Regions from separate parts of the Homo sapiens genome. Here region 1 is linked to region 2. Evidence: chromatin contacts called from ENCODE Hi-C or POLR2A ChIA-PET data. All regions are on one chromosome and are shown on one strand. Each heading gives the region's core, a stretch centred on a gene start or an enhancer-like site at or near the end of the contact. The rest is flanking DNA. Distances are from core to core; before and after follow the strand shown. Region 1 holds the start of RFNG (RFNG O-fucosylpeptide 3-beta-N-acetylglucosaminyltransferase). Region 2 holds the start of NOTUM (notum, palmitoleoyl-protein carboxylesterase).

Region 1 (2,700 bases), core at 73-2,572, 91 kb after region 2:
GCTGGAGAGCAGGTGCAGGAGGCTCCTGGCGTTCACATAATTGTCATCATCCACGTGGCAAAACCACCTGTGGGCGAGGGGAGTCCTGGGCACGAGGGCCTGGCATGGCTGGACAGGAGGCCCCCACCCAGCTTGGCTCTGAGCTCTCTGCGGGTCGGGTCAGCGCCGCGTACTTGCGCCCGGACTCAATGAACTTGTCATACTCCACGGACATCTTGCAGCAGAGGGCCTGACGAGTGCGCACCGCCGAGCAGTTGGTGTTGATGACACGGTCGCCTGCGAATCAGAGACGGGAAGCACGCACGTAGAGGATGGCACTGGGGTTGGGGTAAGGCCTGTGCCCCACCTGCCCCCAAGGGCCAGGGCACAACGTGGCTGTCTGACATGCCTGGACACCTTGCCTGGGTCCAACCACAGCCCTAGCCCTCACGCGCTGACCCTGCTGGTGCCACCGAGGCTGAAGCAGGCGGCCATCGGTTGGGATCTCTTGAGTGGAAACAGGACGGAGGCAGCTCGCCCTGACCTGGCCTGGAAGGGCGGATTCCCTGCTGGCGCTTCTTCAGGGGACGTGGCACTAGCCCCACGCCCCGGGAAGCGGCTAGTGTGAGAGGCTGGTGGGGAGCAGAGCTTGGCTGGCAGGGTGGGCCCTCCGCAGGCCGCGTGACCTGGGCAGCGTCGGGGCCTCCCCGGGCCTCGGGAGCCTGGGCAGAGAAAGGCACCCACAGCAGCGAAGGGGCCGTGGCTTCGGAGCGAGAAAGGCTCGGGGGGCAGATCCCGCGGGCGCCGGGGAGTGGGGGACACTCACCGCCCTGGAGCTCGAGCTCAGGGTCGTCCCCGTCGGTGAAGATAAACGTCTGGGGGAGAAACAATCTATGAGGCTTCTGGGGCGCTGCCCAGGCCGGAGACCGACCCGCCCCGCGCGGAGCCTCCGGGGGCCTGGGCCGGGCCTAGACCCTGGGAGGCGGGGCGGGTGGGCGTGGGGCTCGCCGTCGGGGTCGGGGTCCGGCGCACCTGCTGGCGGGCCCGGGAGATCCAGGTGCGCAGCAGCAGCCGCAGGCGCGGCCCGTGGTTCTTCCGGGTGGTCTTGACGGCGATGAAGACGTCGTCAGGCCGCAGGCTGGGGGCAGCGGGCCGGGACGGGGGCGCGCGCGGGGCCGGGGCGGGGGTCCGGGCCGGGGCGGGCGCGCGGGGCAGCGGCAGCGGCAGTAACAGCAGCGCGGCCAGGGCCGCGGCCAGCGCGAGGCAGGCCCGGCACAGCGCCCCACGCGCGCGGCTCATGCGGCCGCCGGGACCCCCGGCGCTGCGAGCGGAGAACCTGGCCGGAGCCGTGGGTGGGCGGCGGCCCCTTTAAGAACGCAGCGGCCCCGCCCCGCCCCGCGCCCCGGAAGCGACGGCTTCGCTGCCCCGGAAGTGGACGGCACGCCGCGGCGGGGTGGGTGCAAGATGCCGCTGCCGGTTCAGGTGTTTAACTTGCAGGTAACGAGCCGAGGCCGCCCCGGGCCTCCGCGCCCCCGCGCCCCCCGCCACTGGGGCCGGGCTGAGGTCGAGCAGGGGCGCGGGGCCTGCGCCAGGAGTCGGTCGGGCACGCTCCGTGCCGGGCCTCCGCGGGCAGCGCGCGTCGGGGGCTGCAGGGCCGAGGGCGCGTCTCCGCCGTGGCTGCGCGCTGCGATCGGGGGCCGCCGGGCCGCGCCCGCCCCGCCTCCCCTCCCAGCAGCTCACGGGAGAGGTTCCCGGCCGCCCCGACGCTAACGCTCTTTCTCCCTTCAGCAGCCAGCCAGCTCTGTGTCAGGGTCGGGGGGTGCAGAAAGTCAGGACAGAATGAGGGATAGCTCGGCCCCCAGCTCGGCCTCCTCGTCAGTGACAGATCTGTACTGCACCCCTCACAGCAGTAGGTCAGACCTCGTCCTGCCCGGCACGGCCGGGGACTTCAGCCTGAGCGCCAGCCTGTCGGCCTGTACGCTGCTCTACGAGGTACCTTCCAGGACAGGGACCCCCGAGCGAGGGAGGGGGGAGCAGGGCCCCGGCCGCCCCTGCTGTGGCTGGGCCCCTGCTGCTCTGCTGGCCGAGGACAGGGACTCAGTGCCAAGCGCAGGAGGGGAGGGAGCCCCGGTGGGCCCGGGGCCTGCGGAGGGAGCCGAGCTCTTGGTGCTTTTCCCGAAGGAGCGCGGGAGGCCCACGGGTCCGGCGAGTGCCCGGCATGGCGGCTTTTCCAGCCTGCTTTGTGTTAAGCCGAGGTCCTGGCTTCTCTGTGTCTCCCAGCTGGGGGCCATGAGGCTCCCTGAGATGACTCTTTTCCCCTTCTCCCAACTCCGTGGCGTGACTCTCAGCCCAGTATTGCTGCTCCGCTGCTCAGGACAGATTCCGGGGGCTGGTCCTCCTGCCTCCTGGGGTTGAGGTGGCGTCCCGTTCTTCTCCGTGGCTTGGAGGAAACTACATCAGGATGGTGGCTGGGAACGTGTAGGGGCCCTCAGAGGCCCCTGTGTAGTTGGTTGTCCCCTGTCTGCTTTCTGGCTTTCAGAGATGAGCGGCTAGAATCAGGCGAGGGGTTTCTGCTTCTGAGCCTTAGAGTCTTGTGAGGAGACCCCTCCCTGATGTGGTGGCACAGGAGCCTGGGTGGGGGCGGGGGTGACTGGGAGGGCACACCTGGGGGACAGCAGCGGCGGGAGTGTGGTCCGACTGGCCTGGAAGATCTTGGGCAGA
Region 2 (2,700 bases), core at 124-2,623:
GGCGCCCTCGGCCAGGCCCACGGGGAGCTCAGGGACGGCGGCGGTCCCGGGAGGTGGCGCTCGCGGGGCGGGGAACGGGCCGCGCGGGGCTGTGGTCCGTGGAAAATCCCCACGTTCCGCCCGGCGCGGGTCCCGCTGTCACCTCGGCGCGGGCGGCGGTCCTCCCGGGGCGCGCGGCGGCGCTTGAAGCGTGAAACGCGTCCGCACTGAAGGAGCGCGCTTGGCGGGGGAACGGGACGCCGCGGGGAGCGCGGGAGGCGCGGGCGGCACCGACCCGGCGGGGGAGCCTTCCTGCCGAGCCCCGACCCCACGCCCAAGTCTCCCGCTGTCCCCGGCTGTCCTCGGCCTGTTGAGCGCGTGGGCGGCCCCGCCGCTCCCCGACCCCCGACCTCACGTCTTTTATCTACTTCGGGGCTGCAAGGAGGTGGGCAGCGGGCCTCTCCCCGCCCCCCGGTGTCGCCGGTTCCCGCTGGAGCCAGGCGCGCTCTCGGGCTGCCATCTCCCCGCCCCGGGACCGAAGGACGCCAGCAGAGCGGCTGGGCCCAGAGGCCGAGGGGTCAGTGCCCGAGCTGGCCGGGGACCAGCCCTTCCAGCGCCGCTCCGCTCCCCACGCGGAGAGTCACCGAACCGGGCACTCCTCGGGGCCAGGACCGCGGGGCGCCCGACGGAAGCCCTTTCTCCCCGGGGAGAGAACGGCCGCGGCCCGCAGGGAAGGTCCAGCCGGAGACCGGGCGCGTCGGGCGGGGCGGGGAGGTGCAGGGCGCGGGCCTTACCCGGCGGGGCTGCCGTCGTTGCAGGTCACCGAGGTGTTGAGTAGGAGGTGCAGGCGCAGGTCCTCGTTGAGCTGCTGCGCGGAGCAGGGGTACAGGGACTGCGCCAGGCTCTTGACTTGCGCCATGAAGCTGTCCATGTTACCCTCCACGGCCGTGAAGTCCAGCGGGAAGCTCTCCACGGGCTGTCCGGCCGCCGGCGCCGCCTCGGTCCGCGGGGGAGGAGGCGGCTGCTGACCCCGGCGCCGCCAGGTCTTCCTGCCCTCGCTGCCCCCGGCGCAGTGCAGCAGGCTCAGCAGCAGCAGCACGCGCACCCCTCGGCCCATGGCCGCGTCCACCTGCGGGGAGCGGGCGGCCTTGAGGCGGCGGCGGCGGCGGCGGGGGATGCCGGGCCGGGGGTGCCGGGCCGGGGGTGTCGGGGGCACTGGCCGCTCCTGCTCCCTCGCCCCCGCTCCCGCCCGCCGGGCCTGGCGGAGAAGGCGCGCGCGGCTCGGCGTCGAGGCGCTCGGGGCCGGGTGCCGTCGGCCTCCGCAGCTGGGGCTCCGCGCCCGGCCGTCCGAGGGCAGCGCAGGGTCTGGGTGCGCTGGCTGCGGCCCGCGCCAATGAGCGGCGGGGGCCGAGGCTGGGCTTATTTGCGGGGGCCGCGGCGGCCCGGGTGCCCGCGCGTTAGATGTGCCGCCGCCGCCGCCCGGGCTCGGCGGAGGGGGGAGGGGGCCGCGCTCGCTCTTTTCTTGGCGGAGGCATCGCCTTTTCTTCCCAAACCGCAAGCCTGACGGAGGGGCCTGGACTACCCCGCCGCGGCCGCCGGAGGCGCTCCCGGCCCGGCTCCGTGGGGGGGCAGCGCGGCCGGGCGGCCCCGGCGGCTCCATTCACCGCGGCCAGCCCGGCGCCGCCGCCCCCCCCCGCGGGGCAGCTGGAAGGGGCGGCGGCGACGGGGAGGGGCGAGGCTTTTCCGCGCCTGCCGGGGTGGGGGGCGGGGAACTCCGCCCGCGGCGCAGCTGGCCGAGCCCGACGGGCTGGGGGCGCGGGGCAGGCGCGCTCACCTGGAGCCGCCAGTGTCCCTCTCATCCCCCAGTGCCCAGGCCCAGAGCAGGCCGTGGGGGATTCGGACCCCGGCCCGCATCGCCCCACCTCGCGCAGCCCTGGGGCCCCGCTCTCACCGCGGCCAGCGCGGGCGGCCCAGTGGCCCCGTCCTCTCAGCGCCCCTGGCCCTGCGCCGTCCCGCTGGTGCGCCCGGCTCGGCTGCGCTCCCCCTCTGGCGCTGGCGCGGAGCCGCCAGGGACTTTTATCCAGCAGGGCCCCCCGGGATCAAAGCGGCGGCGGACACAGGGCTTCCAGCCGAGGGCCCGGCAGCAGTGGCGCCGGGGCCTCCTGGAGAAGCGGACAGGTGGGGCGCGAGGTCCTGGCTCCCTCGGAGACCTGCGGGAGGGACCGCGCGCCCCAGCAAGGCGCCGCGGGGGAGTCGCTCAGTTCCGGGGCGCTCCTGCTGGCGCTGGGGTCAGAGAAGCAGCTACGACTTAAGGAGATCGCGGGGCCAGAGGTGAGGTCCTGGATCTCCGCCCGCCCCAGCCTGGCTGCTGGCCCCATGCCGAGGACCCCCCAAGAACCTGCCCCAGCCGCCACTGGGGGAGGAGGCCAAGGGTCCAGTGGCTGCCCGCTAGGCCTCTGCTTGCGGCCCTTCATGCCACGAAGGGCACCTGCCCCATGCTTCACCTTGGAGAGCACCCCTGTCCACTCCCGAGGCTCTGGGCAGTGGGGTTAGAACAAGGTTCCTGTGGGAAATCAGTACTGGAGCAGGGTGGACAGGAGGGGTTCAGGAGGTTTCCTGCTGGGGTGAGCGCGGGTGGGATGGACAAAAGAAAGGAAAGGACATACGCAGGGCCAGCGGGGCCGGGCAGACTTTCTCCTTCACCCTCCGGTCTGAAGCCTG

What was found. Hi-C counts contacts between places; a loop is a spot of excess contacts on that map. ChIA-PET counts read pairs that join two places held with the same protein, here RNA polymerase II (POLR2A). Pooled maps may share reads with other maps.
Region 1: a loop to region 2 is called in a pooled map, with 3 times the contacts of the local background. The contact joins the promoter of RFNG here to the promoter of NOTUM in region 2. A Hi-C loop is called at or near these places in 1 of 37 single-sample maps with no recorded cell type and 9 of 50 pooled maps. POLR2A ChIA-PET finds 5 or more read pairs at or near these places in 5 of 52 experiments (A549, BJ, WTC11 and 2 more).

The regions. Positions count from the first base shown.
Region 1 is chr17:82,050,489-82,053,188 of GRCh38, forward strand. RFNG (RFNG O-fucosylpeptide 3-beta-N-acetylglucosaminyltransferase) reads right to left here and starts at 1,323. Exons shown (of 8, transcript NM_002917.2): 1 at 1,012-1,323; 2 at 806-854; 3 at 174-276; 4 at 1-67. The coding sequence starts at 1,278. It overlaps GPS1 (G protein pathway suppressor 1), which reads left to right and starts at 1,410. Exons shown (of 13, transcript NM_001321092.3): 1 at 1,410-1,476. The coding sequence starts at 1,444. RefSeq lists silencers at 858-1,007, 1,278-1,527, 1,588-1,717 and an enhancer at 968-1,637.
Region 2 is chr17:81,959,814-81,962,513 of GRCh38, forward strand. NOTUM (notum, palmitoleoyl-protein carboxylesterase) reads right to left here and starts at 1,374. Exons shown (of 11, transcript NM_178493.6): 1 at 774-1,374. The coding sequence starts at 1,096. RefSeq lists enhancers at 1-84, 85-647 and silencers at 1-200, 231-310, 577-720.